Regions from separate parts of the Mus musculus genome. Here region 1 is linked to region 2. Evidence: chromatin loops called from intact Hi-C (ENCODE). Cell type or tissue: left cerebral cortex. All regions are shown on one strand. Each heading gives the region's core, and the rest is flanking DNA. Links, peaks and the distances in the headings are about the cores only.

Region 1 (11,677 bases), core at 1,372-9,371, 54 kb after region 2:
GAGTAATTGGATATTCAGGTGGCACAGAATAGGCATCTGTACTGTTTGCCAAGAAATGGAAAGCCTTGAAAAGCCGAAATATGATGCATGCATTTGCACCTAGCTTCCTGCAGGAAATACGATGCATGCATTTGCACCCAGCTTCCTGCAGGAAATACGACGCATGCATTTGCACCCAGCTTCCTGCAGGAAATACGATGCATGCATTTGCTTCCTGCAGGAAGAGGTTCAGAAGGTATTAAGCCTGTTCCTGCGTCACTCAGGTGTGCTTTGACTTGCAAAGAAATTAATTGCACATTTACAAAATCAGCATACAAATCATTAACTTCGATCAATAAATTGATTACTAGTTAAAATGAAAGGCCTGGGTGTGGTAGCTCATATCTGTAATTCCAGCACTTGGGAGGGCTGAGGCCTAAGGATTCTTGTGAGTTTGAAGCCAGCTTAAACTATACACTGAGCTTCACAGGCAGTGTGTGATACACAGTTAAGCCTTGTCTTTAAAATAAAAAGTGACTGAATATTGTTACTAGCTTAGTAATTATCAGCATTTTAAAAGTCGTTTGTAGAACAACATGCTATTGCTGTCACAACATAAACAGACCTGTTTATAGCATAATTAAAATGTAGTTAGGCGGGCTGGCGATATAACTCAGCAGGTAAGAGCACTGACTGCTCTTCCGAAGATCCTGAGTTCAAATCCCAGCAACCACATGGTGGCTCACAACCACCCATAATGAGATCTGACACTCTCTTCTGCTGCTGTCTGAAGACAGCTATAGTGTACTTATTTATTATAATAATAAAAATAATAATAATAAAAAATCTTTTTTAAAAAAACAGTACCACCAAACACTATAACCTTCAGTTTCATGGTTGAAAATAAATTTCAGTAATTTCAATACTTACCTCTCTGAAACAGTTTTCATAGTATTCTCCTCTCCTCTCCTCTCCTCTCCTCTCCTCTCCTCTCCTCTCCTCTCCTCTCCTCTCCTCTCCTCTCCTCTCCTCTCCTCTCCTCTCCTCTCCTCTCCTCCCCTCCCCTCCCCTCCCCTCCCCTCCCCTCCCCTCCCCTCCCCTCCCCTCCCCTCCCCTCCCCTCCCCTCTTTTGTGCGTGTGTGTATCTGTATCACCCATCTAGATATCTGTTAATCATCTATAGCTATCATCTGTCTTATCTATCTTGGTATTTCTGAGACAGCGTCTAGTATATAGCCTAGGCTGACCTAGAACTTGTCATATTACTCAGACTGGCGCCAAACTCCTGGATCAGCTTCTTAAGTGGTGGGATCACCTTGAGCCTCTACACCTGATGTAGTCTTTCTTGGTCCCAGTAGCATTGGTAGCCACTACTGTATGAAACACCCTAGGGGACATAGGACGGCTCCCATAGAAAAGCTATGTGGCCTCAGACTGATCTAGCTGATGTGTGCAGAACACATAGTGTTATCCCCATCCTCAGTCTGCCCGTCATTCACCTGGTGGATGATGAGGACGGCGAAATCAGACTTGATTTTGTTTACTTTAACACACTTTTCAAAGTCTTCAGAGATACTTGGAGAAAGCAGAGGAGGAGCAAAATGCTGGGCCAGGGTGGTAAGCAGTAGGACCAATTGAGCTACATAGAAGGTGCTGAGAACCAGAGAAAGGGCTCCTGTGTTAGAGAGGGAGGGAGAGTTTCTCAAGAGCCTCCTCACTTGAGTTAATGATGTCATGGCAAAGTACATGCCTATGGAACAGGCAAAGAGAACTGCCTCTAGCTATTGCAAAGAGACTCCAAGACAGGATTTTGTGTATTCAGTTGGGCAAGTTGGCAGATGTGCAGCTGACCCCTACACTGGAGGGGAGGAATGGTCACTTGAACCCACAACCTGAAAGAATCTGAGACGTAAGGGGACAGAGCCAAAGCAGAGACAGATGTCACCCACAGAGGTGCTGGGGCCTCCTTCCTCCCACTCCCAGATCCCCGCCCACACTTGGCTCCCACTGACCAGACCTATCAGATGCCTTTAGTCATGATAGCTTGGAATTGTGATCCCCTGCAGGAGAGAGAATCCGAGAGCAGAAGAGGATCTGCAGTGGGGTCAGCCTGTGGCCTAAAGGAGTAACCCAGGGGCGGAGAGCTTGCCTCACTTGCGCAAGACCCTCAGTTTTCATCGTCGTCGTTGTTGTCGTTGTGGTTGTTTGTTTTAGTAAGCACCACAGAGCCAAACAGAATGGAGCCTGGCTGGGGAGAGGTCTGGAGACCTGCAGCCAATGACATGGCATTCCAGTGACAGTTCCATTTGCAGACCAGGAAGTACTCCGGTGACAGAATGAAGGCTGGAGGATGGGGGGTGATTGGGATTACAAGATGGGAGGGAGCCAGGGCAGACTTGTCCAGAAGGAAGGCGCCTCAGGCTAGGGATAAGGTAGTGTGCCACTCCACATCCCTGGAGGTCTCGTGAGCCAGGCAGTGATGGTCTCTGAGACTTGGTGGCCACAGAGACTGGGGCAGAGGGCTGAGAAGGTCTCTAGGTTCTGGCCGATAGGTGACAATCCTGAACTAACTCCATGCCCAGTCACTGTACTCTAACTGCTGGTCGCTCATCCCCACCCATCACCTAGTAATGGTCCGCATCAGTCAGACTGAGACCTCAGATCGTGCTGAACCTAAAATGTGTCCATCGTTTGAGTTGCCGACACCTCTCCCTTTGTGCTTCCGGGCTGTTGCTAAGTGAAACCAGGATTACTTGAACTCAGCACTGCAGTGCCACCGACAAGCATTCTGAGACAGATGGCTACTGAATGCCCAGTAGGAGAGAATGTAGTGTACGAGGCGTGGGTAAGCCAGGCAGAATGACAGTTTATATCCTAGCCAGGACAGGGAAGGATGGTGCAAGATGCAAAGAAAAACCTATGAATTGCCTGCTTTCGGGACACTCGTTTTAATGATTTTTGGGTCTTTTGTCTGAATGTAAGTGGAACCATGGAGATGAACGGGGATGTGCGGCTGTTGCACGGTAGTCCCCAGCCTCGCTGGTTTTCGGACGAGCATCGGATGTGCTCCGAGGTGGTGTCCGTAGCCCAAGCTGATGCATAATTTTACCCCTCTGACATTTCTGGTTCTAATTGAAATGAGTTGGTCACAGCTGGTTTTGTAGAGATTTCTCATTACGAGTGGGGAGAAACATTCCACTGTGGAGTTCATTCACCCCGGAGGCCAGCTTGTGGGCAACTGGATGTCACAATATTCCCATCTCGAATTCTTTCTTGGAGTTCCCTTCAGAAGCATCTCTGGCAGGGGTCCCATGATTTATCAGGCTTGCCATGGAGCCAGTAATTGAATTGCGACCCTTGTTAGTTAATGGGGGTCAAAGCATCGGTTCTCAATAACGCAACTTGGTGTGTTCCTCGGAGATTCTGGGAAAGCTTTTGTTCCTTCCTGTGACTTTCACTTTCCACTCTAAAGCAGTAAACAGCCTTGCTTGGCTCATGGACAGACAGTAAGTACATCGTTAGCTTTCTAAACCCATTCAGATGGAGTCTGGATCTAAATTTACGTGTTTTTTTTTTAATAGTAAATGCTTACTGGTGTAATAAAAATGTAAGCATCTTCAACCTAGAGAAATAGGGGCAAGCAGTGCCTAGAGTGCTACTTGGGTGGCTGAGGCAGGAGGATTGCTGTTCAAATACAAACTTAGTGAGACCCTGTCTCAAAGTAAAAAAGTAACGAGACAAATAACAACGACCCAGTATCATTGGAAAAAAGGGCTGTGATACAGTTCAGTGGCGGGAGATGTTTGTCTAGCATATGTGAAACCTCTTAAAATGTAATCACCAGCCGGGCGTGGTGGTGCACGCCTTTAATCCCAGCACTCGGGAGGCAGAGGCAGGTGGATCTCTGAGTTCGAGGCCAGCCTGGTCTACAAAGTGAGTTCCAGGACAGCCAGGGCTATACAGAGAAACCCTGTCTCGAAAAACCAAAAAAAAATAAAAATAAAAAAAAATTTAAAAATGTAATCACCAGTTGAAGAAACACACACAAGTATGTCATGATCTGTCACCTAAGTAGATACAGTCAGGAAAACTGATGCAGTCTTGTATCAAGATAATAGTCTTGAGTAAGCTGAAGTGTTCAGTCTCATGGTTCTCAAACCTTAACAGCCCATAGATTTGCTCATATTCCCACAATATCATTATGCATTGGTAATACATGGGGTGAGGTTCCACCGCCCTGGAAGCACATACGGATTTTCTTACTCACTTCAGAGGTACAGAAGTGACCCCTGAATTGGTCTTGAAGAATGATTAGATTTTATACTCAGGGTATGTAAACATCCTGCCCCATTTCCCATGATTCTCAGCGCTCATTGCATTGGGCCACCCCTCCAATGGCAGGCACTGCTCTGCTTGCTGTACCCAGTTTGTTAAGGACTGCCCCCCACCCCCACCCCCCAGCTGTTGCCTGAGAGTTGAGACTGGTCACCTTCATTCACCTCCTGCCAGGCACACCGTGTTCCCAGCTGTCCTTTCCTCATGCCAACTTCCACTCACCATCCTGAACCCCTCGAGGGGCCTGGCCTGCTGCTTGCACCCTCTGGAGGATCATGGCATCCTGAGTTGATGGATAGTTCCCTCTTATTTCATAGACAGCATGAAGCACAGGTTGCTGAGATGGCTTACTGGAGATTGTGTGACAGTAGTAGGTTTAGCATCTAGGCATAGCCCCATGTCTTTCAAGGAGCATTTTCAAATGTCCCAACATGCTTCTCTGTAGCCCTTGAGCCTCCAGGGTCCTCTTAACACAGGCTTTGTCCTGGACTAAAAAGGTCTCATGGTGCCCTCTACTGGTGTCACCAACTTCAGCCCCGCTCTAAGGCGGGAATCCTGCTGTCCCCTGTGTGACTGACACAAGTCCTCGAAAGACCATTATTACTACTCGGCCTTGTGGTCAGTTCTTGCCTGCAAACTGGATTTGGACACTTCTCTCTGTGGTTCATTTTAAGACTCTGAGGCGTATGGAAGTAAGCACACTACCACCATGCTGAGGACAGGCAGGCAGTCTAACTGTTGGTCCCTTTCGCCTCTCAGGCAGAATTAAGACTCAGCTCATGTGGCTCATTCAAATGCACCCACGGCCCCTCCCCGCCCCCACGCCTCTCACACACCATCTTCTCCATTAGATTTGTGCACCGCAAAGGGCCCAGTTAGGCCATCAGTCTTCCTATTAGTAAAGTGCTGACAGCCTAAGTCAGTAGAGACTCCCACATCCTGGGTGGCATCAATCCTTTATCTGTTCCCCCTGGCTCTCCCTGACAGTCCTTCCTCACTGGGCATGATACAGGGGCCAAAGGGGAAAGAAAGCAGTGCGCAGGAGCAGGTAATGCAGACTGCCGCTTCACATAGATCAAGTCCAGCTTGAAAAATGGTGAGCTAAATAAAATAGAACCTCAGGTTCTCTCTACAGTTTCCTCTTCCTGCCTTGGCTGTTTCTAGGAGGTAAAGGCCTTGACTAGTATCTGAAACCAAGTTGGGATTTGATTTCTACAGGTCGGAAGGTGCTGGAATTGGAGTCAGGTGCCCAGGGTACAGATCCCAGCAGTGCCTCTGTCTCTCTAGGCATTGGTTTAATGCATCATTCAGAGGGGACTAGCAGCGGGACCTCCAGACAAATGCCCTCACCTGCCTGCGTGGCCATGCAGTTTTCTGAGTGCATTCTGATAGCCCCAGACTTCTGGGAAGGCTCAGTGATGCTGTAAAGGCCTCAGCCCAGAGCCTCTATCTACCCTTGACCTTAGTCAACCGCCTAGAAATGATGTAAGCATTGTCTGACCGATGGCCTTTTGTGGTCTCATAATCTGAAGCTCAATTATTAATTTATTTATTGGAAATAGAAGGGCCATGACATTTGAGCCATCCTATGAAGGCCGAGAAAGGCTGAGATGGACTTGATTGATGGGAAAGGTTAAAGATGTGGTGTTCTCACACACTTTTGGGGGTTAGGTAGTGCTGTGGAGGAGGCTTGGGCAACCTTGGGAGGAATGGGCACAGGAATGTATAGAGGCTTGGATGTAGGACCAGAGGGAAGAGGGTATTTTAGTCATATGTCCATGTCTTGAGTTTCTAACAGCCCCATGTGTTTCCTCACATCACTCTATGGACAAGTAGAACTTTCTGGGTGTCTTCTGCACACAGCCTTTCCTCCAGCTTCTCTGGCTTGGTATGTTGTGCCCTGAGTCCCTATAATGCCGTAAGTTTCTCTTACAGTTTTCCTTAGTCACTTGGCCTCTGTCAGAACTCCCAGGAGTCCACCAACCGAGCCCCTGCTCATACAGGCTGGTGTTTCAGTAGGCGTGTTTGGAAGTCACGGTGGGGTTGATGTTTCATAATAAAAGATCCCTTCCGTTCACATAAAGAACAAGGTCTTACCATTTGCGTTCCAGGGTCTTCTCGGGGTTTCGGGATTTCTCCGTTGTGTCAGATGTACATCCATAGCTGTCTTTTTCGTTTCTCCTTTGAGGAATACATCATTTGCATGCCTTCCACTCTTGCTTTGATGAGAAGTAGATTTTAGAGTAATTCTTAATGACCCAGCCTTGTCCTGGAGCTTGTGGGGTTTTTCTTCTGTTAGCAGTTGTTAGCTTGAACGATCAGCCTCTATAGAGGCGCCTCCTTGGGGACAATGGTTAAACGCCTGCTTTGTTTTGTGCTGCAGGCAGTAGCTGTGACTACGGATCCAGATGCACACAGCAGATGTGAAAGCCAGGCTGCTGTCCTTGGAGATGAAGGTCTGGAGCAGGGACCCCCAGTTACCGGCGTGAATGGGGGTTTGAGCCAGGCTGCCCACCCCAAGAACATGACAACAGCCCAGGATGGCCATGGGCAAGGTGCCACAGCCACTTGTTCAGCCTCCAACCCAAAGGCCCCGAAAATGGTGACATCCTCAGCATGTCAGAATGGAGGCTGCAAAAGCAGCCCCAGCAGTGATCCCGAAGCCGGGGAAACCAGGCTCAGCCCATCGAAGCTGGTACGTCTCTTCTCTGGTAGTCGGAAGAGGATGAATTCGAACTCTGAGAGACCTCGCTCAGTCGTCCTTGTGGGGAATTCCTCCACGTGGAATGCCCTGGCCTCCTTCCGTAAAATGGGCTCCTTTAAAAGACTAAAATCTTCTGTCCTTCAAGGAATTCAGAACCGGGAGGGGGCAGAAGTTTCCAAGGAGGAGCCTACAGGAGACCCAGGAAGGGCTGCTCCCAATGGCACCGTTGCCATCCTGGGAAAGGGCCTGGGCAGGTGTACATCCTTGGGCCCTGTAGGAGATGGCGCCGGGTCTGACTGCTCAGACCCCGAGGACACGGAGGACGCCTTCCAGAGGAGCACACACCGTTCTCGCAGCATCCGCAGGGCCTATGGCCTGGGCCGCATCAGCCTGCTGGACCTGGGGCGGCAGCCAGTGCCGGAGCCCGCCGTGTGTGAGATCCAAGTTCGAGACCCTGAACCCAGCAGGGCTGTGCCTCTGCCACGCAGAAGCAAGAGCATCGACAGCTTGAGCGTCCTGAAGAGCTCCTTCAAGCGCAAGTCTGCATCCAACCTCACGGAACTGCAGGGTGACAGGCAGGTTCCCTCCAGAACCTTGAGCAGCTTCTTCACAGACCCGGAGAAGCCGGGTGGCTCAGAGAGAAGAACCAGACGCTGGAGGAGCCCCATCCGGGCCAAGGACTTCGACAGAGTCCTGAGACTGGTGAGCAATGTCAAGGATGCGGCTTGGAAGAGGGAGGCCCCCAGGAGTGCAGCCCCTGGCCCTGGTCCCGGTCTCGGGGATGAGAACCCACTACTTGCGCCACGAAGCAAGCTACACGATGACTACTCGCGTCGTACTAGCAGCAGCGTGGAGCCAGATGCCAGGCGTGGCGGCTCACCCTGTATCCCTGCACCATGCACCACTGCGCCCTACGCAGCTCCAGAGCCCCACTTAGATGTGGATACTGCAGTATTCCCCCTGGAAACTAAAAGTGCTCAGCCACTGGGAAATGATGGACCTCGTGCCAGCAGTCCCTCACCAATCCCCACGGACCCAGAAGGGTTGAGCCAAGGCTCCAGTGAGGCACATACTGGCAGCCAACATCCTTTTAATCCCGTGCAGCTTCCCACTCCTCTGAGACCTACCACACCCAAGCCCCAAAGCCCTCAGAGCCCAGGGAGTACTAAGTGCCCCAGTAGTCTGAGTGTGCTGTCCCTCAGTTCAGCGGACAGTGAAGAGCGGACTGAGGATGCTTCGCACAGGCAACCGGGACCCGTGTCCCTCCAGGATACTGTCCTTAACGCTGCTGGTGATGTGGGGGGAGAAAGCGGTGACAGCTATTTTCCCGAGAATCTCGATGGAGCCACCCATCCAGAAGAGAAGAAGGAAGAGGTAAGGGTCTGGGTGGAGTGCCTCTGGTGGGTGACAGTGTGGGAGGGGTGATTTCTAGTATTTGCTTTGCCATTCATCCAGCGATTTCCAAAGACTCCTGGTTCTGTCTGTGCTAAACTGGTCATATTCAGTTTTAGCGGAGATGGAAGTTATTGGCTTAGCTTGCCTGGTTCTGGATGTGCCTCCCTGCCAGGTGTTTACGTGGCACGTGCAAGGTTCCAGGTTAGCCCTCCAGCACCAAACCACACCATCCCACACACCTTTATCCCACTTAAAATTGAATTTGCTAATAAATACGTTCCCTTGATGTAGTGTTTGCCACACCATTCCTGGAAAAGATGTTTATTGAGTATCTCCTATGTGCTGCTAGGTCCTGGGGATTAATGTGACCACTAGGGTTTCTCAGCGTTTTCACATTTGGAAAGCATTTTATCACCCCCATACCATCCGTGTATTTGACATTGTTGCTGTTCTCCTTCCCGACAGAGCCCTTGTAAATGCAGTTCTTTGTGTTAGAGAACATTACGTGTCTTGAGTCCTTTTATTTCCTAGGAGTGAATTAGAACTGTGCTGCTCAGTACCTGTCACGCCCAGGATAATGCTTCTTCCAAGAGAGTTTAATGATGGCCATTGTGCTTATTTTTAGGGCAGAGCTCCGAGCAGCTCTCGGATCAAGTCAGCAAATAGCTGTCTGAGCTGCAAGAGCTGAGATCCTTTCACGTCCTGTCAGGCAGCCAGACAGTTTTACTCCTCTGTGCAAGTCTCACTTTATAAGAACATTCAGTACTATCACCTTACATAGCTAAAAGACAGAAGCGTAGCCGCGTGTGCGGGTTGTAAATGTTCTTTGCATAAATTTCTAGACGGTGTTACAGCTGTGAATTGGTGCTTGCAGCAGGAAATTACTCCTTAGCAAATGTTCCCTCCCACTCAGCCCTGGAGAGGGCCGGCAGAGGAACGATTGCACAGTTGGGTATGCAAAGAGAAGCCAGAGTAGCCTGTGGATTTGCTGTTATAAATTTACTGAGATGATGCTCTGTAGCCCAGGCTACCCTCAAAGTCACACTCCAGAGTGCTGGGGTGATTGGTGTGTGCCACACTTCCATGGCTGGCAAATATCTATTTTTGACCTTTGCTATCCAGAGACATCTAGGTCACAGAGCCTTCTGGAAAGGACCGAGAGAGTAGAATTGCTACAGAGTGCTTTAGGGAGATCCAAACCAACTTTCGGGACATCCCAGGATATCCAGTCAGCAGACATGCAGCTACAGACTCTGGGCTGGAGGCCCAGTGTGTCAGAGCTTTCTAGTATTGAAGATGATTTACTCATTTGCATTCTTAAAAAAAAAAAAAGAGGCGTGGATCCCTTGCAGGAGACAGGCAGCCCTGAGAAACAGTTAAACGATGCTGACTTTGATTGGCCAAAAGGTTTTACTCAGTTCTGAGTATGCCCCAGCAGTTTTGCATCTGTAGCATAAAATGCCCAGGCCACCGGCTGGGTGTGGCTATACACACACGTGTGAGCTCAAAGACTGGGAGATGAGATGGAGGCAGGAGAACTGAACTCAACACTGTTCTGTTACATAGCATGGCCATCTCAGCACAGAGTTTCATTTCAAAGACTGGGCAGTCCTGCTGGCTTGGCCCTCTGACAAGGGTAGCCTATCCTTGTCAGAGTGACAGATCAGATCTCAAGACTGGGGACAGAGTCGGTAAGGTCACATGGTCCCCCTCCAGGACATTCCCCAAGTGAGCTAAGGACCTTTCACTGGAGTCCCCCAAAGAGTTCCACAGCACCGCCTAATACTTTCACCCCAGAGACTAAACTTTAATCTTGAACTTTAAAGGACGTGGACCATCCACACGAGCTTTGGTGAGACATTCACTGTGCAAACACTCGGCCCTGCCCCCATGTCTGATGCTCCATGACTCTAGTAAAGGATCCTTATGAGTCTCCCAGGTTCTGCGTGTTAAAGGCAGGACCCTGAGCCTGAAGAGTGCTTCCCTCCCACGCCGAGTGTGGTCTCTGGGGCTGTATAAACCCTGTCTCGACGGGGAGAAACAGGAGGGTGAGAGTTTTAAGGTAATCATCAGATACGTGCTTGGCTATGTGGAACCCTGTATCAAAGCAAAACAAAACACGAAGTAATTTTGGGAAAAATTTTAACATATTACCTGGATAACTAGGAAAAGGAGGAAATGCTGTTGTCATTTGCAAAACATGGCCTTTTCCTGACACCTGGTGGTGATTCTTGGTAAAGCACAGTACTGGGTTGGGCAGGACCCTAAAATGTTTTCCTTTTAAAAATGCTATTCAGGCGGGGCAGTGGTGGCACACGCCTTTAATCCCAGCACTTGGAAGGCAGAGGCAGGTGGATTTCTGAGTTTGAGGCCAGCCTGGTCTACAGAATGAGTTCCAGGACAGCCAGGGCTACACAGAGAAACCCTGTCACGAAAAAACAAACAAACAAACAAACAAACAAATAAATTAAATAAAACGAAAATGCTATTCAGAAGCTGAGTGTGCTCATACACATAGATCTGTAACCCCAGCGCTTGAGATGCAGAGGCCAGAGGTTTTCAAGTTCAAGGCCAGCCTGAGCTACATAATAAGTTCTATCTCAGAAAGCCGCACACAAGCAGAGTTCAAGGCCCAGGGCTGCCACTCTATGGTAGAGATCTTATCTAGCACTTGCCTGGCCTTGAGTTCCATCCTTGCATTTGGAAGATAAAGGCTATTTGGAATTTTTCTGTTAATAGTGTTCCTCATTTTCTAGAAAGGTGCGGGAGCCATAGTTTAGAGTGTGAATACGGAGTTTCCAAAAGGGATATTGTCTTTCTACCTGTCTGTAGTATAGAGTCATTGGCTGTAAGTAGTGAGCACCAGCTGTGAGCCTGTCCCAGGCACAGTGGTGAATCTTTTGTAAATGCTTCTAGTTTGGTGGTACTCTGGCTGTGCTCCTCAGAAGACACCAGTTAGGGATCTGGGCAAACTAGGAAGTCTTGAACCTCTAGGGTCTCAGTTGTCTCTAATGTTAAACACTGTGTTTATCTAGCATCTTAACATTTTCAAAATTACTACTTTAAGGATGTGTTTTATCTATGCATGCTTGTTTGTGTACCATGTATGTACCTGGTATGAGAGGAAGAGGAAGAGAATGTTTGTTCTCCATGAGCTAGAGTTAGAGATGGTTGTGAGTTGCCATATGGGGCTAGGCGTCTCACTGGGGTCCTCTGGTCCTCTGTCAGAGAAACAAGTGCTCTTACGCACTGAGCCATCTCTCC
Region 2 (11,677 bases), core at 1,400-9,399:
CAGGGCTAGGCACCAGTTTCATTACTTGTAAACATTGCCGGGTTCACTTGGAAACATGCTCAGGGAGTGGTTCGAACATCTTTGTGTAGCTCATCGTGCAGGTGCCAGAACCCTTGTTCAGGTGCTCGCCCACCTTTACCACGGCATGACACACTTCCAAGAGTCTGACTGATGCCAGTCCACTGCCCTCGAGCCTCATTTGTCCATCCGCCCTGGAGACCCCTGATGTTCTCACGACGAGTCTTCCATCTGTGCTCTCTCTGTTTTAAGATCCCCCAGAATACAATTCTCCTTGTTTTGTTCCTCGTTGTTCAAGGCTACTTACAAGCAAGCAATGAGTCACCCTGTGCTCTCCCATCTGTTCTTCTGGGCTTTGGACGTGAGTGGGGAAAAAGGAAAAATTTGCTTGGGGTTTAAAATGGAAGATTTCGGTCAGGGGTGAAGCTCAAAGCAGGTCACGTGATCTGCTTCAAACCCATGGTCATGGGCTAGGGTGCTTTTTGAGTGTTTGCTCAGAATTTTGGAGTGGTGAGAAATCATTGTTGAACATAAAACATAACAACAACCAGAAAGAACTGGCAACCTGCCCTGACTGTCAGAGCCTCAACTTAAGAAACTGGCTCAACTTTGTATATTTTGTTAATAACATTCCTCAATTAATATGCTTTAAAGCATATAACCAGTAACAAATAATGGATTAGCATTGTTATTCTGATTATTTTTATCATTTAGCTAGTATCTAATCGATAGTTCTATGGGAGGTCTCAAAATAAATAAAGTTAAAAAAAAAAACACTGCCCGCACTCATTAATATACAATCTTCCTGGTGCTAAAACAGTGGGTGCACTTCATGCTTTGTGATGGTGGCAAATATGAAGCCATGTCTTCTTGATGATACTCAGGGAAGTCGGGGAAGGGGTTAGTGAGCTTGAAGCAAGGCTTTAGAAGCGCCATGGGTTGTGATGACAGAGGTGGGTCTGTGTGTGAGCTCTTGAAGCTGTTTGCACTGCACACTTGGGACTGGCTGACTGTAATTGTCCACCTGATTGCTTTGAGGGAGGTTAACTAATACTGTGACCCTCTGGGCGCATCTGTGATAGCATTTCTAGAGATGATTAAGTCATATGGGTTCTGACATAATAGATGGATTAGTCCCTTGATAGAATCGCTATTAGGAGGTGGAGAAATTTATTGGTTGTGGTCTCTTTGGAAGAATTAGCTCACCAAGGAAGATTCTCAAAGAAAAAGTCCTAAAATCTCCAGAAAGATGTTTCTCAGCCTCTCTTGTTTCCTCCTAGAAACCACTGTGAATTTGGGGATGGGAGGGAGCTTTCAGTAAACTGAACACAGCAGCACCCCCTGAACCCTGGAGGAGTCACACATGGCCTCCATCTCCTGCTTAAAAGCTGGAGCATGTGATCAGATCCTGGCGGCCTCACTTACTGGATGACCTTGGGCCACTCATCCAACCCCGCTGAACTCTCCTCTTCCCCTCAATTATGAGTGACAAGATGACAGTGCCTTGAAGACCGTGTTGTGGCTTTTAGTAGACAACCAATGTGAACCACGTATGTATTAAGCACTCAATATATACTAATGCAAAGAGATCCTGATTTCAGAGAAAATATAATTGGGGGCATTTTAGACTTGGTATAAGGTGGAAGCTTCTATCCTTGGACATTCTCCAGCCCCAAATACCCATGTTCAGGGAGGGGGAGTAATTTCTCTTCTGAGATGTGGCCACTGGCAGTTGTCCCTGGTTCTGGGGTTGGCCTAATACCCATGTACATACAGGCAGCATTAATGGGAATCAGTGGTTTCCCATTAGTGTGTGATACACAGTGATGTGATCACACATCAGTGTGTGATACACACACACACACACACACATACACACGTAAGAGTCAACATGGAAATGATGAATTGTGGTTGAGGGGGACTGAGGTACTCCAAGATCAGTGCAGAGGGAAAGCTGGGAGACACTTCTGGGTGGTTCCCACCAGTGGGAGTGCAGGTATCAGGGCTGTTTGCTGGGCTGTCAGTGACAGGCAGGCAGCCACAGCAGCAGCAATAGCAGCCCATAGAGACATGGGGTAGGGTTTTGTTCTTTGACTTAGAACCCATGTTTTGTGGAACATATCTATGGAATGATGGAAACAGAAGGAAGTTTTGAGATCTCTGGACCTGGTCTGTTATGTAATGGATGGGCAAGAACTGGAGGTGTGTGCTGATTACAGACATGATGGAGGAGGTGCCCAGCCTTTCTCTAACACGTTTAAAATCTGAATTAGGGGCTTTATCCAAGGAGTTCATGCAACCTCCCATGGAAACTCTGAACACGTGTGTCTTGCTTTAAGGACCAGGAACTCACACTGTCAAGGTCCTGTGCGTGACAGCAAGAGTGAGCTGCAGGCTACAGTTTTAATTTTCTGACTAACGCAACTAGCAAAGTCTCGCTGTCAAATGCACAATGAAAAGGAAGCTTGAGTTGGCAACGTAAAGGGCTTGCCTGGGTCATCCAGAGTGTCAGGGAGGCAGAACGGCTCTCAGTCAAGTGCATAAATCCGTTTACCTGAGAGCTAGGCAAAGAACATTGCATATAAATATTAATAGTGGTTTCTAAGCAGTCAAAGGTTTGAAGCAGATTCTTCTTTTTTTTTAATATCTGCTCCCCACATTTGTGCTAATTCTAAAGGAATAATTAAAAAATATTCTGACAGTGCTAAAATGGATTTCATACATGAGGGCTTTATGTGGATTTTGTTAAGCTGGTGCAAGACAAATCAAGTATGGAATATCTAATAGCATTAGCCTCTCATGCTATGTCTCTGAAATGTGGTGGTGCACGCCTTTAGTTCTAGGCAGAAGCAGGTGGATCTCTGATTTCAAGGCCAGCCTGGTCTACAGAAAGAATTCCAAGACAGCTAGAGCTATTCAGAGAGAAGCCTTGTCTTGAAAAACAAAACTAATAGTAATTATTTGGTGAACAGGTGTTGGCTTGCATGTATGTCTGTGTACAACACGTGGCCCTGGGTCCTTCAAAAGCCATAAGAAGGCATCAGAGCCCCTGGAACTGGAGGTACATATATCTGTAAGCCTCCACAAATACATACATGCATGCTGGACCTGAAAGTCAGGTCTCCTGGAAGTGTAGCCAGTGGTCTTGACTTCTGAGCTATCTCTCAAGCCCTGTAGTTTATACTTTATAATATTTTCTACTATAAATATGTTTGTTGTCAAAACCTGCAGGGGGCATTTCAATAAACATCAAAAGAATACAATAAAATCTTCCCATATTTTCACAACCCAGAGATACTACCTAATACATTTGGTGCCTGTTTTTAATTAAGACAGAATTTCTCATGGTATTTTAGGGTTACAGAATATGGAGTGGCAATCACAGAGTTTTGACCCCCCTCCCCCATATCTTGTCATTAGCATTGTAGTACTTACATTCCTGCTCATGAACCAGAAGTGGTGGACCATAAGGAAGCAACACACGCAGCCTGTTTACAGGGTTCACTTTGGCACGTGTGTCATGGTTCTCTACAGATGCACAATGGCATGGACTCTCCATTACAGCTTGGGTTTTTCAGTAGTTAAAGACATACACACAATTAATTTAGGGAGGAGAGATGGTTCGGCAGTTAAGCCCAATTCTTACCCTTCCTGAAGACCACAGCTTGGTTCCCAGGACCCACATTGAGAGGCCCCCAATCGCTTATAACTCCAGCTCCAGGAGGTGTGATTCCTTTCTTTGCCTTCACAGGCAGGAACACACAAATGGAGTACACTCACTCACACAGACACGCATGCACATAGAAACAAAATAAGAGTTGGAGTAGAATTGAGGGTGAATGTGATCAAAATAGGTTGTGTGAAATTCTCAAACAAATGCATTACTCTATTAAAATAATCTAAAAGTTAATTTAAACTTTTTTATTGGTGCATTACACGTTCTTTTGTCTAAGACAGTGATTGTTCTTTGGTTAAGAAGCTTCTAATATTTAGAATAATCATGCTGGCATATTGTTGCCATTCAAAGGAATCGTCTCAGCAAACCACAAGTTTTAAAAGAATGCACTTGCCTTATGAATTCCTCAGAAATAACCACAGCACATTTTGGAAGGGTTGTGTGTGTGTGTCACAGATCCTGGCATTGAAGAGCTGCTTCCCCTCTGTGGTCTCAGTTGAGCCAAGTTAGGAAAGTAGGAGTTCTTTGAGAGTTCATAGTCCAGGCTCTGGGAAAACAGAAGGTCAAAGCATCTTAAAGCTGAGTTTCCATGGACTTAAAAGGAGAACCCGCACAGAGAATAGCCCTGAGCCTGAACGGAGAAGAGTCCAATAGGAGGAGGTGGGACAGTGGGCGTCAGGCGGTCACCCAGGCAACGCAGCAGCTCACCGGGGCGGAGGCAGCATGTTGGCCGGTAGGGAGCAAGAAAGAGTCCGTGTATGGTGCCAGTGTGTGAGTGGCTGCGGTGATCCGCAGTGGGACTCGGAGGTGTGGGACAGAGTCCGGGTCTTACTAGGGAGTAATCCTTTGAGAAGATGAAACGAGAAAGAGGAGTTGCTAGAGAAGGTTAGTAGGGCGGAGGCATGACTTGGAGTGAGTGAGTGGCACGAAGGCATAACCTGGAGGTGGAGCGGGTGGAGGTAGTGAGAGGCGGGGAATGAAGTGAGGTAGGTTGAGAGAGTCCTCTGAGACCAAGGGCGTGGTCTGGCCTGGGGACTTGAACCGAACGGTTTGGGGTTGGTCGAAGGAAAAAAAATTCTCTAGCGGGTAGAGGCAAGGAAGATGAGCTGGGGGCGTGGCTCCTTGAAGAGGAGGCTGGACCAGCAAGGAGGGCTGCGAGGACCCCAGGAGCGGGTTCGGGGGCGTGGCTTCAGGGGAGCGGTGTGGAGGCGTGGCTTCGGGAGCGGGCTGGGGGCGTGGCCCGTGGGAGGAGGCGGCTGAGCGCGGGAGGGCGGAATCAGCGCTGCTCTTTCTTGGAGGCCACGGCGCGCAGAGCCTGGCGAGCTCGCGGCTGCATCCCTGCTGGAGCCGGCTGGGCAGCAGGACCTCTTGGACACGCTGGCTTTGGAGCTTCGGTGGAGTGGGGACCGTCGAGGTGAGGCTACCCAGAGAGGCGCAAGGCTCTGCGGGGCGCGGGCTCTCGGGTGGGTATCGCGGAGGAACTGAGCGCCTCTGTGACCCAAGGGTGCCCCGCTGCCAGCTCCTGCTTGTGGCTCGTGGGACGGACTGGGACTGCTCACCTGTTGCGCCACCGTGAGCGCTCCGCCTGCTAGCGGCTGCTCTGGGCTAGCCCGGCAGCGCCCCCCGGGGAGGGCGCGGTGTGCTGTTCTTGCCGGTGCCTTTCCCCCCGGGACGTCAGGGATTACCCTGAAACTCTATCTACCCGCGCTCCCTGCTTGCTGGGCGGGCTGCGGGGTTGCGCCAGGACGACGGACAAAGGTTGGCCGCCACTGGCCCCTTGAATGCTTCCTTCCTCGGAGGGCGTGACCTGTGCATGGAGGGGATTGGGGTTGCGTTTTAAATTGGAGCACTCAGATTAGAAAGCAAGTTTCTCCTTCTGGGACGCAGCCTAAAAGACTTGGGGACTTTATCGTTACTTGTATAGAGAGTGAGTTGGCAGAATTGGGTTGGCTCCATATCTGTTCGGGATATGGGGAATTGCTATACTGGCTAGACTCTGGGATGGGACGACTGCCGCAGGAGAGGAATTCAGGTGGCTTGTGCTGGCGGACCCCACTTCTTAACAGCAAAGTTGCAGAGTCGGAGCAAATTTCTTCCCCGAGTGAAAGAAGACAAAAAAATCCCAACAGCAAACACAAGCGAGCCAAGCTACTATAGTTGCTGCCCAGCATGGGATCATGGCATTGATAAGTAGAATAGTTATTTGAATTTATTCACTGCTGGTTACCAAGGCTTCTTAGAGCCGTATCTCTCCCTCCCCCACTATTTTTTTCAGGCCCCTTCCACCCCATTTCTGTTGTCTAGTGTTTTCTAAATTCTCCAGACCTTCTAGGTTTTTGCCCATCTTTTTTGATCCCACTTTTAAAGCACAGAAATTTCACCCTGTTTGCTTTTTTTCCCCTCACTCTTGTTTTCTTTTTTTTTTTTTTACCTTTCCTAGCAAATGCTCCCTTTCCCTGCTATTCATCGCCCCCTTTCAAACTTCCTCACCGCATTGTTCTCTTGGTACGGGTTAATTATGCACCCCCACCGAGTGGGGCTGAACCTTGTTCTCTGCCCCTCCCCCACCCTCTAGAGCCTTTGGGGAGGTTGCTTTCTATCCAGCGTTTTAATTATTTTTCACTCACCTCCTTGGCCCCCAACTTGCCGCCCCACCCCCACCCGTTTCGTGAGCCTTTCCTTTCTTTGTGACCTGTGTGTTACCGGGCACTCTTTTTCCGGCCTTTTTACCTGCTTCCTCCCTAGCCACAGCCTGCCAACGCTTTGGTGACTTTCCCAGCTCTCTTGGTCTCAGATCCCTTGTGGTCCTCCCTTCCCCCCACAGGCCTAGAACACCACTAGGCTCAGTTTCCTCCTTTCCAGTTAGCCCCGAGTTACCTCACAGACTTAGTTTTTTGTTTTGTTTTGTTTTTTCTAGAAAGTCTGGAAGTGTCACTAGAGCTTCTGCCTTTCCACAGCGGCACACTGCCTGGCTCTCAGGCCTCTCCATCTGCCACTGTGCCTGTCTGTTGAAGTGGAATTGGACATGCAGCCCTAGAATGATGTCATTACCAACATTAATGTGATGATCACACAGAATTTACCAAACAGTGTGCTAAAGCAGTAATATTCATTTAAAATCTTCCTTCGGTCTCTGTCAAGGAAGACCCACCACTCTCCCCCTTTTGCAGATGAGGAAAGGGTGTGTTCAGAGAAGGTAAGCCTGCCACAGTCATGTTTGTCATGACTGTGTTGTTTGACTTAGTCTCATGGGGCCATGTGACTTCTTGACCTCAGACAGGTCGGGCATTCAGCTTTGGAAGTGAGGTTGTTATTTGACATGTTTTGTTTATTTTGCAGTGTGTGCCAGTTTAGGGCATAGAGTCTACTCTTCTTGTAGGACAGTGCCTGGGGAAAAGTCAAATGGCTGATGTCCTTCAGAAAGCCTGGCTGTCACCATCTCTGCCTTCAGCCTGCTTCCCATCTTTACCCTAGGACGTTGGGAAGACAACATCATAAAAAGTATATGGCTAACTGGCTCCTGTGTCAGGAGTTCAGTTTCACTTTAGTACAATGAATGAATGGGCCTTTGGGTCTCCGAGAACCATGCGGCTTCACGAGTCCTTTAATTTCTATTTCATTTTATAGTCTTAAACCTTGATCAGTTGTTTCCTGGCTAGTCTTCACTTGCAAGTTTACTGAAGGAGACTGCTGGAGTTACAGACTTTATTAGCTGGAAGGGACGTTAGAATCCACCCAGCGGGGAACTTGGCCCAGACATAAAGAGACAAATTTGTCCAGCAGCCGCAGCATCCCAGGACTGACGCCTGACCCTACAGCTCAGTGTGGAAAGCAACTTCATTTCCCGTCCTTTTTCTGAGCTACACAGCAGTAGAACTGCATGTTTCGTGTAGAATCATCTGTAGGTTTCCTTTTTTTGGAGGAAGCCTTAAAGACATAAGAAGAAAATATTTGCCTTTGAGACATGTGATGGCATAAGTGGGGTAAAACATCACAGAAATATGTATACGTTCAGGTGTTTTTAGAAGAGTGGTTCTTCCCAGAGCAACAAGAATGAACAGCTTTCTCTAGGCAGACCACATGGCACGTAGGGATTTCAACGTCAGCAGCTGGAGTGCTCTGCCTCTCCTTCCCTTTCCTGGGAGAATTGCATCATTACAAAGTACAGAAGGTACACTGAAATGTACGTTTCATGCAGGAGTGGCCGTGAGCTTCTTGGGAGGAGGGAGAAAACATCTGTGCGTGTCGTCTGTTCTCTGTGGCTCTGATGGTGGCAGCTGGGTTCCACAGTGGAGTCTGGAGGTTCAGGGAAGCCACCATGCCCAGAGCCCCGCTGTCAGCAGTGAGATTTGCATCCATGACTGTCTGTCGTATTAGAGGCATGTGAATTCTCTTGTGTTTCTGTGAGTGGAGCCTACAGTTTGCTGAGGCAAGTGTGCCGCCTCAGCGCCTTCGACAAAGGTAGAGAGATGGGTTCTGCTTACTGAACTGAGAATGACCAGGACAGGAGAGCCGGGCCGTGACCGTGAGGATCCAGAGGAATCTGCATCCTTTTCTGGCTCTGGCAGGGTGTGATGCTTGATAGGCCCCCAAGGAGCTGTGGCTCCTGGTAAATTCGGACATTGGCACATGCCGTTTCAATTTAGTTCTGGCTCTTTAAGGTGGCATCTGAACACGTGGGTGGACACAGGTGATAATACTTAGAGTAAGTGCGTCAGACGCAATACTGTCACCTCTGTTGATGAACAGCTTAAAGAACCTGGTTTCCTTGTCATGTCGACAGCACAGTCAGACGTGGTTCAGGAGCAGCATCCGTTGGTGCCTCTATGGGACACAAGGAGCTCAGACACTGCTGAGTCTGGAGGTCACGTGTTTGCCTCTTGGCAGTTAGCTACAAGATTGATGAGCTTGTATATCTCCTTGGATAGAGAAGGGCTCGCCAGCCTTGCCCCTTAACCCCTGTTAATGGAGTGACAGAGCATGTTTCCTGGTGTCCCTGGCAAAGAATCAGAGACTGGCTTGGGCAAGGCTGGACTGGGGTTTGGAGTGGGGAGAGTCTCGAGAGATCCTTAGCTGTGAGCAGCTTCCTTGGGCCACCAAACCACCTGCTCTCTTCTTTCTTGGTCCTTCCTGCTTAGCATTTCACACATCTGTGCCCCCAAGCACATGGGATTGAACTAGGAAAGAGAGCCCTTGTCTACATTGGAAGCAGATGCAAGGGGAGGGTGAGACCAGACCTACTGTGTGATGGCACTTGATGGGAAGCCTGGGTTAAGCAGCCCAAACCTTCTTAAAAAGTGCTACAGTAAGCCTGTTGGTGGTGGTACACTCCTTTAAACCCTGCATTCGGGAGGCAGAGGCAAGTGGATTACTGTGAGTTCAAAGCCAGCCTGGTCTACAGAGTGAGTTCCAGTACAACTGTCTTGAGGATCTGGGGGAAGGTGTTGTACTAAGTTCAGGGATCAGGCCCTGGTGTGTGCTAAAGTTAAAGGGATCTTGTATCCTAGTTTACTTGTGTATGTTTGAACACATCCAAGTGGGTTGGGACTTTTCTGTGGCAGAAGAAAACTAACCTCTGCTTTAGAAATGTGCTTGGTTGCTATCCTTCAAGGGGATGGAGTGTCCCCTGTTATGTAAGAGCTTTTTCTCATCCATGAACGGTACAGCGATGGTCTGAGCCATTTAGACTTGCAAAGCTCCTGCTGTCTGTCATAGGCATGTGTGGTTGTATGTTCATATTGCTTCGCAGGGACATATTTATCTATCATGTACTGACTGTTGTTTACGTGCTAGATGCTAACCAATCCGATGGTTTTCATGAAGAGCCTCACCATCTTGTGTAGCAGGGGAGGTGGACGTGTGAAAAGTCAAACAGTGTAGAGAACGTGGGCGTGGTGGGCGTGGGAGAGCATGTGAAGTTCTGAGACTGGGAAAGCCCTCCAGGAGATGAGGAAGCACAAGTTGGCAAGGGCAAAGGCTGATGGGATCTTCTGGGCAGCATAAGCAGAGACCAGCGAGGACACAACCAGGACCCCACAGGCTGTTTCTTTATGGCTGCATGCCACTGTTGTGACTCATAATCCAGGTGTGGGGACATGTTAGACAGTCCTCGGGCTGTCCCCACACCTTTTAAGTAGACATTTGTGAGTGCAGGCCAGTAACCTGTAAAGGAGGTTTCTTGTTCATCTTTGTCTTTTTTTTTTTTTTTTTTGTGATACTGGGGGGTGCAACCCAGGGCCTGGTGCATTCTGGGCATGGGCTTGCCTATCTCTATGATAACGAGCCTCCTGTGTGCCGCAGGTGTCTGGTAGCCATGGCTCTAGGATGTGTGAGTTCAGAACTTCCCAGGTAGTTAGCTTCCTTTTCTGTTGTAGTGTGAAGATGCGTGTTTGGTGCTGTGGTTTCCCTCAACTTAGCAGCTGTCCGTATTTCATCATGCTCCCTTCTTTCCTATACATTTATAATGGAACAAACCAATGAGCTCATGTGGAAGAGAGAGAAGCAAATCAGACCCCTAATTTAAACACGACCACGTCCCCAGAGGTTAAAAACCTTCAGCTCCAACTGGTAGGTCTGATGGATGACCATGACGCGGCATAAACCGCTGGGTGTGAATTCTTGAACACTCCGACTCCTCCTCCAGTGCCTTCTCCTGGAATTAGACCTGAGTTTGTTACAGTTTTTAATCCAAGTCTGTTGGGGAAGTAGGATGATTTTGCTTCTGTTCCTTGGCCAGGAGTCGCTTGAGGCTGAAAGTCTTCGGAGAAGACAATGCAAGAAGCCGAGTGGGACATGTGGTGTGTGATGTCGGAGGAATGGAAACTTTCTTAGCATTTCAGCCCTTGGCCTCATGGTCTGTCTCTGTAGCCTGTAGGCTGTGTGAAGGTGTTAATCTCTCTGTCCCTCAGTTGTCACATTCTAAAAGCTGGAGACAGCAGCTGCCTTAGTCTCTGCTGCTATGACTGGCGTGTGTAGTTTACAAAGGAGGGAAACATCTCTCTTTTCTGGAGCCTAGGAAGCTGGGATCAGGGCACCGAAGTTTGGTGTCTGGAGAGGCTTTCTTGTGGTAGACTTACAGGGCGGAACTGGTGGAAGGAGCTAAAGGTACAGGCATTATATCTTCCCATGGCTGTAATGGCAAATGGAAGGGCTAGATAGCTCTCTGAAGCCCCCACCCTTTCGTGTGTGTGTGTGTGTGTGTGGGTGTGTGTGTGTGTGTGTACACATGTATGTAGAGGCCAGAGGTGTATGGTCAGTCTTTTGCTCAAGCACTTTCAAATATAAATATAAATGTAAATATAAATATAAACAATACATAGATATATAATATATAACACATGTTAATACATAGTACATTATATATTAATATGTGTTGAAATATAGCTATTACATAATATATAATATATTAACATTATATATTAATATGTGTTGTTACATATAAAATTTATATATATAGTTTTTTTTGGATTTCACTTAGCCTCTTGTTCACTCACTTGCCTAGACTGGAAGCCACGAGACCCCAGGATCATCCTTTTTTACCCTCCTGAGCTCTGGGGCTACAAATGTGCAATACCACACTGTTTTTTACATGATTGCTGTGGGTATGAACTCAGGTCCTCAGATCTGCATGGCAGACACTGGCTGAGCCACCTCTCAGCTCCCGTGAAGCTCCTTTTATAGGGATCTCAATCCAATTCATGACTTAACCACTCAGTCACCAAATCCCTTACTTCTAACTGCCATCGCTCTGGGCTTTACATTTTTTTTTTTTTTTTTTTTTTTTACCATTCAGGAAAAACTTTTATTAGGGCCTGATGTTGCAATATGGGATAAAAGTTTCCTGGATACACACTGATAACTGTCTCAACTGAAGAGTTCAGAAGCTCTCCTGTATGTTGGCGCTACCTATCATTAACAAATTGATTACTGGCCTCGCCCGCAGCTGAAATTGTGATCAGTTTCAGATGACACCTAGGCATTGGA

Evidence for each region. Hi-C counts contacts between places; a loop is a spot of excess contacts. Peaks named below come from ENCODE experiments on the same cell type or tissue, not always from the same donor. Only the 100,000 strongest peaks of a DNase experiment are listed, where the experiment ranks them.
Region 1: a loop joins it to region 2, with 2.6 times the contacts of the local background. A loop is called at or near these places in 13 of 42 quality-filtered maps.

Annotation. Positions count from the first base shown.
Region 1 is chr14:60,684,157-60,695,833 of GRCm38, forward strand. Spata13 (spermatogenesis associated 13) reads left to right here. Exons shown (of 13, transcript NM_001033272.2): 2 at 6,698-8,392. The coding sequence starts at 6,839. It overlaps Gm41165 (a long non-coding RNA gene), which reads right to left and starts at 136. Exons shown (of 3, transcript XR_003951186.1): 1 at 1-136. In left cerebral cortex, for the core only: a CTCF peak has its summit at 4,835 (motif pointing left); DNase peaks (open chromatin) are centred at 2,807, 4,827 and 9,191; H3K4me3 peaks cover 198 bases.
Region 2 is chr14:60,629,757-60,641,433 of GRCm38, forward strand. Spata13 (spermatogenesis associated 13) reads left to right here and starts at 4,949. Exons shown (of 13, transcript NM_001033272.2): 1 at 4,949-5,108. In left cerebral cortex, for the core only: a CTCF peak has its summit at 5,316; DNase peaks (open chromatin) are centred at 4,397, 4,874, 5,600 and 8,023; H3K4me3 peaks cover 1,868 bases.